Regions from separate parts of the Homo sapiens genome. Here region 1 is linked to region 2. A link is a contact called in ENCODE Hi-C or POLR2A ChIA-PET data. All regions are on one chromosome and are shown on one strand. The core of a region is the stretch at or near the end of the contact, and the rest is flanking DNA. Distances in the headings are between cores, read along the strand shown. Region 1 holds the start of MAPK12 (mitogen-activated protein kinase 12). Region 2 holds the start of TRABD (TraB domain containing).

Region 1 (6,078 bases), core at 859-3,358, 76 kb after region 2:
CGGTGGCTAAAGAAAAGCCCCGGTGGAGCCCGGCGCGGTGGCTCACGCCTGTAACCCCAGCACTTTGGGAAGCCGAGGCGAGCAGATCACTTGAGGTCAGGGGTTCGAGACCAGTCTGCCCAACATAGTGAAACCTCATCTCAACTAAAAATACAAAAAATTAGCCAGGCGTGGTGGCGCGCGCCTGTAATCCCAGCTACTGAGGAGGCTGAAGCAGGAGAATCGCCTGAACCCAGGACGCGAAGGTTGCAGTGAGCTGAGATCGTGCCATTGCACTCCAGCCTGGGCAACAAGAGCGAAACTCGGTCTCAAAAGAAAAAAAAAGAAAAAAAGCCCCAGAGCGCTTGGCTGGATGGGGCAAGGCACGGGTGGGTGAGTGGGTGGGTGGGAGCAGGGGGCCGTGGGGAAGGCTGCAGTCCTGGGGCAAGGCCTTGGTGTGATGGGCGGGTGGTGGGGGGGTGCGGTGCCGGCGAAGTGGGGGCAGGGCTGGGTGTGACGGGGTGTCGAGGTGCGGGCAGGGCTGGTGTCCACTGCAAATGGATTTCACAGGGCCCAGGGTAGTGAGCTGGGGGTCAGGGTGGGCATGGGAAGCCTCAGAGAAAAAGACCCATCCAAGGGGCTGAGGGAGTAGCGGTGGCCAGGAACCGGGGGACGGGGCACTTTGCTGGTGGACGGGGCACTTTGCTGGTGGACGCAGGGACTCGTTCTCCCAAGGCACCGGTGGCTCAGATGACCCAGGAGGGTCCAGAGCATCTCACCCTGTAGGTAGGGTCCGGGTGCCCAGACCACCAGCCCTCAGGCTGGGCCCAGACCAGGGGGAGGGCAGGAGTGACGTGGGGGGCAGTGGACAAGTGGGACTGTATCCAGAAACCAGAGCACCCCTGGCAGAGAGATCGGGTTCTTAGCAGCCAGCCACCGCCATGGGAGAGGCCCAGGGCAGCTGTACGTGGCATCTCACTGGAAGGACTGGAAAGGATGGGCCCCCACAACGCACAGGAGGGTGTCTGTGAGGCGGCCACCACGCCCAGTGCTCCTCAAACAGCAGCTCCCTAAACCCTTCACCCCCAGGGGCTCCTGAGGGTTCAACACACTCCCTGCGTTCTGGCGCCCCCCTCCTCCCCCTCCACCACCGGGTCGGAAGACTCGGGAGATGGACAGCAGCAGAGTGGGCTCCACAGAGGGGCTGGAAAGGGGATGGGGAAGAGGGAAGGTGCCCCTTCCAGGAAAATCCTCCCGCCGGGAGCATGCTCTCACCGCGGGCTTCCTGGCTGGGGGCAAGGCTTGGCGTGAGACCTGGAGGATCCCCTGGGCCTGGCCAAGTCGTGTTCCCTGACCAGGGCCTGGCTGAGGCGCCGAGTCAAGGGGCTGAGTCCTTCCCGGGGCTGGCGGAGGATGGGGAACGGCCCTTGGGGGAGTCGTCTCCCAAGGAGAGACAGGCCTTGCTCTCCTTCTCCCCTGGGGACCCACGGCCCGACCCCCGCCCGGCCCCACAGCAGGCTGCCTGGAGGAGGGGTTGCCGGGTGGGGGAACCCAGCCCAGCTGAACCAAGCCGAGGCCGCGGCGCCTTCCCGGAGCGGGGCCGCGCGACTCACGTTCTCGTGGCGCATGTGCTTGAGCAGGCGCAGCTCGCGGTAGGCGCGCTTGGCGAACAGCTCGGACTGGAAAGGCCGATACAGCTTCTTGATGGCCACCTTAGCGCCGGTGCGGCCGTCCACGGCCGAGCTGCGGGGCGGACCGCTTAGCGGGAAGGCCGGGCACCCCGCGCAGGCCCCGCCCGCCCCGCCGGCCGCCCCGCCCGGCCCGCGCTCACCACACCGCGCCGTAGGCGCCCGAGCCCACGGGCTGCAGGTCCCGGTACACGGCGCGCACCTCCCAGGCCGTCTTGGTCACCTCCTGGCGGTAAAAGCCACTGCGGGCGGGCGGCGGAGAGCTCATGGCAGGCCCGGGAGCTGCCCACCCCGCAGAGCCTGCGGGCGGTGCCCCCACGACCGGGGACGGGGCTCCCTCGGCGCGCGCCTCGGGCCGGCTCCGCGCCGCTCGTCCGCTCGCCCGCCCGCCCGCCGGCCGCTGGGGCGCTCCCGCTCCCGGCCCTTCCCTCAGGGATGTCCCAGGTGCCGACCCCGGCCCGACCCCGACCCAGGCTGCGCACGGCCCCTCCCCCGCCCGGGGACCAACCGGCCCGCGGGCGGCGCGCACGTGACGCCCTCGCCCGCCCTCCGGCCCCTCCGGAAACCCGAGGCGGCCGCCGCCGGGGGAGGGCCGGAGCCTGGGGAGGGCCGGAGCCTGGGGGGAAGCGCAGGGGGAGGGGAGCGCCGCCCCGCAGCTTCGTCCCCATAAAGGGCCGGACGCGGCGCGGAGATACCTCTGCCAGCCTCTCCCCTTTGGCTGAACTTCCCCGCCCTGGGGGGGTCTCAGCAGGAGCCCCCCCCCCCCCCCCCCGCCCGCTCCAGTCCTAACTCCCCACGGCTCCAGGGCGCAGGGCCCATCCTTGACAGCCTGAGCGCTGACTTCTATGGCAGCCGCAAGTCGGGCTGAGCCCTGTGTTCCCGGGGTCAACTTCGCAGGCCACCCCCAAGGATGCCCTACCACTGAGCCTGATCCATCCGTCCCCCAACAAGGGGTCCATCTGCACCTGTCCTGCCTGTATCCCTCTTTCTACACGGAGGGGTCTGTCCCCCAAACTCCTCAGGCTGCATCCCCAACCCCACTCCTGTGGCCACTGACCCCGGGCCTCTCAGTCCCATAGGTCCCCGTGGGCCCTTTTGGACCCCCAGCTCCTCCCCCTGCTCCCCCCATCTGTGGGGTGCCTGCTCCAAGCATTGCAAGTACTGGTGTCTCTGCCCATCCCACCCCTGCCTGTCCTGTCCTGCAAAACCCAGGCTGAGAGTGGCTGCACTCTCTCCAGCAGGGATGGGGACCTGCTGGGGCCCTCCGCCTGACCCCTCTGTGTGGGCATTGTCCTCCCATAGGTCTGGCCCCATCCTGGACCAGATGCTCCTGAGGGCAAAGCCCCACCCTGACACCCCTTCACCAGCCCAGGAACCTGGATCTCAGAAGGGATGTTGGGGCACCCCAGGAGCCCACTGGGCTGGTGGGTAACAGGATCCCTAGGGCCTTCTGCCCCGCCCTCCTGCCATGAATCAGCAGCTCAGCCGCTCAAGGGTGGTAGTAGCTTTACACCTGGGCTTGGGCCGTGCTCCACGGCATTCACCAGCTCGTGACCAGTGAGCGGGGCAGCCCAGGGCCACCCAAACCACAGCTGCCTGTGGCCCATACCCTTTGTGCCCTGGGCTGCCTGTGGCACTCCATCCACCTCTTCCAGGAAGCCCAGCTTCCACGCTGTCCCCCTTACTCCCCGTGGTGGGGCTCAGGGGTCCAGCAGGCCCTGCACGGACCAGGCTTCTGAGGTGGGGCTGTGTCACCATTCTCCTCCCACCCCCAACCGCCAACACTGGACTTCCCCCGGGATTGACCACTACACTGACCAGGCCCCAGGAGGCCCCCAACTCCCAGACGGTTTCCACCCCTACCCAAGACCCAAGCAAGGGCACAGACTGTCCCTGGTCCTTAGAGACACTGCCTGACCCCAAATGGCCTGGACCCTCCCCCACACATAAGCTGCAGCGCGTAGTGGGAACGGGACCAGCGTGCACATTCCCTGGGTTAAAGTGGCCTCTTTTTCCTTCACCAGGAGGGAAAGGAAAGCTATTTTCCCTACCCTGCCCAGCCCCCACCCAGGGATGGGCAGACCCTTGCTCCTTGAGACACCCAACTTCTCCCCAGCCAGCTTCCCTGAACACTGAGGGGTAGGCGGGGGTGGTGTCTGGATCTTGGCCCAAAGCCAAGCCTGCCCAGTACATCCCCACAGGGCAGCTGGGGTCACCATCTGGGTGGCTGTCACACCCTGTGCCCTCAAAGTCTGCCCATCAGCCATGTCTTCCCCTGGTCCCCCTGGGCTCTCAGACCCTCCAGGGAGCAGGGAGGGTGCCAGAAGATGGCCGCTGGTCTGACTGGGGGCCTGAGGGATCTGGCCAGCTGGAGGTGAGTGATGCAGGATGACCCAGACACTCCCCCCACGCCCAGCAGCAGGGATGGTGGGGGCACCCGGGCCTGGAGTAGCCTTTGGATACAAGCCAAGTGAGAGAGAACCCCCTTTATTGTGCACCCCTGGTGCAGGCACTTGACACCCAGGCTTCCCTGGGCCCCTCGAGGCAAGAGGTCACCCCCTTTCCAGGGCAGAGCCACACCCCCAACTCAGCTCTGGGCAGGGTCCCGTCTCCGAGGTTACTGGATCAGCTCCATCCTGGGACAAGGAAAGAGGACTGACCCACAGACCAGAGCACCTCAGATCTCCGGCTGCAGGGCCACAACGGTGGGCAGAGGTAGAGAGCGGGCCAGGGTGCAGGGCAGAAGTGTCCGAGTCCAAGTCCACATCCAGGTGTGCTGCCTGCCCTAGCGTCCTCAAGGCCAAACCACCCACCCACCCACCCCCAGCCTCAGGAAGCTGCTGTGGGTCCCACATCCAAGGAGAAAGCCCCTGCCCATGCTCATGTGGTTGCCCTTTGGCCCACTGGAGCCGCCAGTCTGAAACACCCCTCAAGGCATCAGGAACCGAGGAGAGGGAAGGCAACAGCACACCCACCCCGGCTCCAGCTTCTTGCCAGATATGGCTGCTGGCCTTGGGCGCCCACAGATTCACACGCACCACATCACATGTGCCCTGACATATGAACACGGGGAGTGCACGCTCATCCACACGTGCCCACACACACCCACGGGTGAACACAAGACTCCAGGCAGCTTTTCTCATTTGACACCTGGTGGTTGTCCCTGCCCAGCCTGGTGGCACACTGGCTCTGCCTCTCCTCTTAGACCTGTGGGTCTCAGCAGTGACCAAGACAGCCCCCTACCTCCAGGCTGAGCAGCTCTAACCACTGAGACCTCTCCCTTTGAGTCTCCCGGGGTCCCGGCCCCAGCGCGTCCTCCAGAAAGCCCTGGGACAGAAGAGAGCCCAAGGCTGACACTCCCTTGGGTCGGCCTGGGACAGACAGGGGAACTCCGCAGGGGAACCCCTTTGGCATCTAGGACCCCACAGTCAGGTCCCAGTGGAGAGTGCAGTAGCCAGAAGAGGACAGGAGGACCAAGGTAGGCCCAGGGACACTTGTGCCCAGACTCCTACACATGGCAAGCACATGTACACACATGTTTGTGCATGCATACATGCGTGTAGATTCTCCTGAAGGCGAGGGGTCCTAGGCCAGAAGTCTGTGACCATAGGAGTGTGGGAGGTGCCTCTCGAGGAAACCAGGCCAGCTGTGGAAGGGTGCAGGCCCAAGCCCCTCCACAGGCTCTCAGGGGCTGCTGGGCAGCACCTCACTGCTCAATCTCCAGGCTGCCAGGTGGCTTCGGTGGCTCTGGGGGCTTGAAGCTGAGGACTTCCTGGTAAGTGAGCTCTAGGAGGTGAAGGGAAAGGGTGAGCTTGTGCCTCCCACAGCCCGGCCCCTCACCTGCTTGTCTGGCACCTGCCACCCAGCCCAGGCCCACCACCCTGTGACAGCAGCCTCAGCACAGTCTGGGAGCCAGAACCTGCCCTGTGTCACTCCTCCGCCCCGCTCCCAGCCTGTGCTGGACACCTGAACGCCCTTCCACACCTGACCAGTCTGGAGAGGAACTGGGGCATTTCCTGCCTCTGGGGAAATGGAGCCCGCAGGCCCCTGGACCCACCCCCAGCCACTGCCATGCTCACCCTTCCACTCCTCCAGCGTGCGCTCCTTGGCCTCAACGCTCTCATCATATGGCTCGGCCTCTGGCTCATCCTCGGGGTCGTGGTACTGGCTGAAGTAGGCGTGGGCCAGTGCCTCAGCTGCACTGACCCTCTGGTCACTGTCCAGCACCAGCATCCTTCCAAGGAGGTCTATGGCTGCAGGGAAGCCAGTGGTGGGGAGGGGGGTCAGCTGTACATCCAGGGCCAGATATGGAGCCCAGTCTAGCCCAGGGCAGTCCTCACCCAGGGGGTTGGCTCCACGGAAGATGCTGCTCAGGTCCTTCTGGGGCATGGGGGGCAGGGACTGGATATAT
Region 2 (5,253 bases), core at 2,564-5,063:
CTCCCCAGCCTGCATGCCCATGTGCCCAGCATTCCCACGTCCAGGAGAGGGACCCGGTGTCACAGATCCCGGCCCAGGCCAGCCTGGTTGTGCAGGGAGGGCTGAGCCCTGGGCCTTGACAGCATCACCTTGGTGCTGCACCCACAGACCAGCTCAGTGGTGAGGGTGGGCAGGACATGGCAGCTGAGGAGACCCGAGGGATGGCGGCCTCCAGAGGTAGCGTTTGCCATGGGCGTCCTTGCTGCTCGCCAGCTGGGGCTGGGGACCCTCCTCACCCTCACACATGCACCCCGCCCACCTGCACCTGTCCTCCCTGCCCCAGCAGCCACCCGGCATCCCGCATGGCTCGGCTCAGGTAGGGAGACGTCCAGTAGTCCTTGGGGGCAGCCGGTCTGCGTGGTGCTGAGTCCCGCAGGCCCTGCCTCCCAGCTTGTGAGAGGAGCTGTCGCTGCCCAGAAAACGTCTAGGCCGAGGTGGGGCTTGAGCTGAGCCGGGGGACACAGGAGGCCTCAGGTGGAGCCACCTGGAGACTTCAATGTGACCAGGGCCATGGGCAGCAGCCACACTGCCCATCCCCCGCCTGTGCGCCTCAGCCTGGCAGGAGGTATGAAACCAACTCCTGTCTGGAAAGAGGTTCATGCCTCAAGTGAGCACCCTGCCCTGTGCTGGAGCTGGCCCTCCCTCTGCGCGGCCCGTGCTGGGGAGCTGGTGTCCGTCCTACAGTGAGACGCTGGCTCCCACCTCTCCCAGGTAACATCACCACCTTATCCCCAGACCTGTTCCTCTGGCTGTGTCCTTGCCAGCTGTGCCACGTTCCTAGAGGCAGGCGGGCAGAGGCCTGAAAGGGTGGCGCTCACCCTTGGCACTGGGTCAGGGCTGAACCGGCCCCAACCGCCTTCCCCCATAGGGCTCCCTCCCTCCCCTTGCCCCAACGCCTGCTTCTGTGGGATCTGTCACTCTGCTCCGAATGGGACTTGGCCCTTCCTCAAGGTCCACCCCTTGAGGACAAAGCCAGCCGGGGACCAAGACGGTCCCTCCCAGCACAAATGGCTTCACACAGTTTGTTTCTGTTCCTGAGAGCCCCCACCCTCCCTAGGACTCCTCCTCACTCCCCCCAGGGCACCTCCAGAAACCCTCCTCTGGCTGCTCCAGGAACAGGGCATCCACATGGCCAGCCCCCCGGCGTCAGGGCCTCAAAAGCTCTGGCACCCCAGGTGCACGTCCTCCACCTCCACCTGACCCTCTTCCCAAGGCAACCCCGCCTGCCCCCCACGGCAGAAGGGACAGAGCCTGCCCAGAGAAAAGCAGGCTTGGGAGCAGAACTTTAGAAGACAAGCCCAGCCTGAGATGTGGGTGGTGGCCCAGGGCCTGCGGCTGAGGTCCTGCCTCAGTTTCCCCAGCACGCTCCCTGAGGACTCAATCTCCCCCTTTTCTGCTTCTCGCCCCTCACAGCCTAGTGCAGCCCTGCAGGGGACCCCAGCCGGATCGGAGGGCAGTTCTGCTTCTCCACTGTCTGCTGCCCACCGGGGGCTGGGATCTCGGACACTCTCCCCTCCCCAACTGGCCACCTTGCCCAGGTGAGTCAGAGGGTCGTTCTGCAGCCCGGGGGCCAGCGTTGGTTTGAAATAGTGCCCCCTCCTGCCCCTCCCCCTCCCTGAGCATAAGCAGGCCTGGCAGGTGGATAGAACCGTCCCTCTCATGGAGAAGGAGGGGCTCCAGGAGGACCTTGCACCCATCCCAGATGGCCAAGACTGAGAACCCAGGCCTCCAGCCCCCAGGCCAGGGATCTTCCCTCCACACCAGCCCAGCACTGAGAAATGGGTGAGGTGGAGCCGGGGCGACTGCCACCCGCTGCCCTCCTGTGAGGATGTGGCCGAGATGGTCGGAAAGGCAGAATGACCACAAAGGCAGCGAACAATGAGAATCAATGGAGAGGATGTGAACCAGAGGCCCTAGGGCCCAAAGTGAGTGTCCTTCACCAAGGAGGACAGAGGCCTCTCTAAGGCCAGGCCTGGCCATTTGGGGACCAGGAAGCTGTAGGAGGGGGCGGGGCCTCTTGTGTAAGAATGCTCAGTGGGCAGCCAGCCCAGCCTGCTGCCGTGTGGACAGGCATTTTCACCCATCCGCCCCACCCCGGGAGGACCACCTGCAGACTCAGGACCAGGGACCTGAGGGGACCCCTGCAGGCCACCCGAGCCGGGGCAGCTCCTCAGAACCTGGGGCTGGGGCCGGGGCCTCCCTTCCTGGAGCCTGGAAGGAAGCAGGCTCCCCAGCACGGAGTCCTGGTGGACGGCCTCAGGCAGACCCAGACCAAGCCTGGGCGCTGCGTTGGACTCCCCCAACCCCAGGCCTGCTGGGTCAGCCTTCCAGGCTCGCTGAAGGTTCCTGCGTGGGGCAGCCCTCACTGAGGTCCTCCCCGTGGCTCCAGAGAGGAGCTAGTCCTAGGGCACTCGAGTAGAGAGGTGCGCCCTCCTCCCTCTTCTAAATGGTTCCCCAGCTGGCCCCACCTGGCCCCTTTCCCCAACTAACTCATCAGTGCCTGGCAGGAAGACACAGCAGCCCTCCCCCGGTGACTGGAGTCCTGGCCCCAGGGCAGGCCCCGCTCCAAGAACCTGATCCTTTGGCTGGGGCAGGGCCGTAGAGGTGGGCGCAGAGCTTCGGGGAGCTGGCTGTGGGGTCCGCGCATGCAGCCCGCAGGCAAACCATTGCCAGGCCCACGCCTGCACTAAGCCCAGCGCCAGCGCCAGGTCAGCCAAGAACCCGGGGTCGTGGAGGAGGAAGGAAGTCGTGGGCCCGGGATGCGCGGCCGGACCATTGCAGGAGAGCGGGGCAGGCGGACGGCGCAGCAGCTTGCGGGCAGCGAGTCGTCTGCATGCGGCGGCGAAGCGCCCGGGCCCCCGTCCGCGCCGGTGCCCGCAGCGCGCAGCAACTTGGCCGCCGGGTCCCGGCCGCCCCGGTAGAGGCTGGGTACAGCGAGGGGGCCGGGCGCCCGGGCAGGACGGGCGCGGCGGGTGGGGCCTGGCCGTCTCCCCCTGCCCTCGGGGCCGAACACGCACAGCGAGAGTCTAGCGTCGGCGTGGCTGCGGCCAGCCGGGTCCCCCTGGAGGCCTCCGGACGATCGGAAGTGACTGAGCGTCCGGGTCCGTGAGGCCGGGGGTCGGCCCGCCCTAAGACTCCCACCTGGTCCCGGTTCTCCGTCCGCTAGGCTGGCCGCGGGGCCCCTGGGGCCCGACCTTCCCGGGGTGCCCCAACCTGCGGCAAGGCCGAGGTCCCGCTGAGGCATGAGTCCCGGGTCGGGGACCGCTCTGGGCCGACCCCCGGAGGACGGACTAGGCCGATCCCCAGAGGGAAGGGGGCCAGGCCGAGGCCATGGCAGCGCGTTCCCTGATCCCGTGTTCTCGGCTCCTCGCGTCCCACTATCGGCTGTCCCTTTCGTGCGGGACTGACGGCTCACAGAACAGTTACATTTCAATATCATTCGACTGAAAACCATCCTGTGGACGCCGTGCGAGCATTGTCCCCATTTCACAGCTTGGGAGCTGCGACCAGAGAACGTGGGCGCGCCTCGCAAGGCCGTGACCGCGGCGGGACTCGAACCCTCCCTCCTGAGTGCGCGCCGATGTTCCTTAGGACCCGGGAGCGCCGGGGGGGGGGGGGGGGGCGGGGGCCCCGCGCGCTACCCCCTGGGAAGTGTAGTCCGAAGTTGCGGGCCGGGGCCAAGCAGGAGGCGCGTGGGACTACACTTCCCGGCATGCCACGCGGCCGCCGGCGCCCTCGGCCCGTCCGCCCCGCCCCGCCCCGCGGCCCCAGCCCGCCCCGTCCGTTGAGGGCCCGCGCCGCATGGAGGCCGGCTGAGGAGCGCCGCTGCCTCGCCTCGGTACGCCGCGCGGCGCGGACGGCGCGTGCGTGAGGACGGGGCCCAGCACCGAGCGGGGGGCGGGCCCGGGTCAGGGCCGCGGGGTGACTGTGGGGGGCGGGGGGAGCGAGCCCGAGTCGGGGGGTGGGGGCCGGGGGCGGGGGGGGTCAGGCCCGGGTCAGGTTTTGGGGCCGGGGTAGCAGGTCGTGGGGGTCAGGCCCGGATCAGGTTCAGGTTTTGGGGCCGGGGGAGCAGGTCGTGGGGGTCAGGCCAGGGTCAGATTCAGGGTTTGGGGCTGGTAGACCAGGGTCGTTGGGGGCCGGGCCCGGGTCAGGTTTGGGGGCCGGGGTGGCAGGTCGTTGGGGGGGCCAGGCCCGGGTCAGGTTTTGGAGCCGGGGGAGCAGGTCGTGGGGGTCAGGCCCGGGTCAGGTTTGGGGCGGGAGCAGGCCCCGCGCGTCCCCTGCCACCGCTGCCGGGAGCGGCGCTGCCGAGGAGCGGAGCCCCCCAGGGCTGGGGCGGGGAGGGTCAGCGGCGGCCTCGCGGGAAGGCGCGGGTCGGACCTCGAGTCCCAGGGTCCTCGCGGGTCGGGAGGGCCCCAGCCACCCCCGCCTGCCGCCTGCGGTGGAGCCGGCCGAGGTGAGAGTGGAGGAAGGCGGCCCAGGCCTGCGGGTCTCTGGGGGTGCTGGGGGAGGCCGAGCGGGAGGCCCCGGACCCCCGTTGTCCCCTCCGGCCCCGCTGAAACCTGGGGCTTCGCTCTTCTGTAGGTGCCTTTGCCCTTCAATTGGAGCAGAGCGGGGTTCCCATATGGGCGAAGTGGACGCCAGATCGTCCCCCGCTGTGCGCAGCCCAAACTTAAAAGGTCTTTTTAACTGAGCTATCATGAAGCTGCCGTGTGTCTTTGTCAAAACTCTTACAAGAAAGATGGAGTGGGAGCTGTCTGGGCACTAGCGTCCCAGAAACAACCAGGAACTTGTGGAGGTGCTAAGCTCCCTGCGGGGACTCCCGCAGCCTCGGTAGCCTCCAGATGGAAGCCTCCTAGCTTTCAGGTCCCTGAAGAGGCCGTGCAGGCCGCCAGGCTCACTGCGCTGTGTGTCTCTGCTCCCCGCTTGCTGCCGCCGCCCTTGCAGTGTGACTGGTGGGGATGCTGGCCAGCCTCGCCGGAGGCCCTGATGCTGTGGGGTCCGAGGAGGGGGCCTGGCAGGGTGGGTGGGTGGCAGGAGCCTGTGGGGCCCCCTGCATGGTGGTCAGTGTGGGGGCTCTGCATTGACTGTGACCAGGTCCTGGGAGGTTGGGGGCTGCCAGGTGTGCTGGCAAGGAGGCCTCGGGCTCTGGCTCAGGTGTGTTTCCCGTCTCCCAGCTCTGCCACACCTGCGTGAAGCGGTCCCGCCAAAGCCGGG

What was found. Hi-C counts contacts between places; a loop is a spot of excess contacts on that map. ChIA-PET counts read pairs that join two places held with the same protein, here RNA polymerase II (POLR2A). Pooled maps may share reads with other maps.
Region 1: a loop to region 2 is called in a pooled map, with 2.3 times the contacts of the local background. The contact joins the promoter of MAPK12 here to the promoter of TRABD in region 2. A Hi-C loop is called at or near these places in 1 of 168 maps with a recorded cell type or tissue (CD8-positive, alpha-beta T cell), 1 of 37 single-sample maps with no recorded cell type and 6 of 50 pooled maps. POLR2A ChIA-PET finds 5 or more read pairs at or near these places in 13 of 52 experiments (CD4-positive, alpha-beta T cell, CD4-positive, alpha-beta memory T cell, CD8-positive, alpha-beta T cell and 9 more).

Annotation. Positions count from the first base shown.
Region 1 is chr22:50,259,575-50,265,652 of GRCh38, forward strand. It overlaps MAPK12 (mitogen-activated protein kinase 12), which reads right to left and starts at 2,109. Exons shown (of 12, transcript NM_002969.6): 1 at 1,811-2,109; 2 at 1,593-1,722. The coding sequence starts at 1,935. MAPK11 (mitogen-activated protein kinase 11) reads right to left here. Exons shown (of 12, transcript NM_002751.7): 10 at 6,008-6,078; 11 at 5,747-5,920; 12 at 4,139-5,453. The coding sequence ends at 5,374. RefSeq lists enhancers at 425-925, 2,495-3,226 and silencers at 1,348-1,527, 1,678-2,047, 2,078-2,387, 2,398-2,447.
Region 2 is chr22:50,182,100-50,187,352 of GRCh38, forward strand. TRABD (TraB domain containing) reads left to right here and starts at 3,814. Exons shown (of 10, transcript NM_001320485.2): 1 at 3,814-3,877. RefSeq lists an enhancer at 1,526-2,101 and silencers at 2,987-3,056, 3,247-3,346, 3,617-3,986, 4,253-4,562.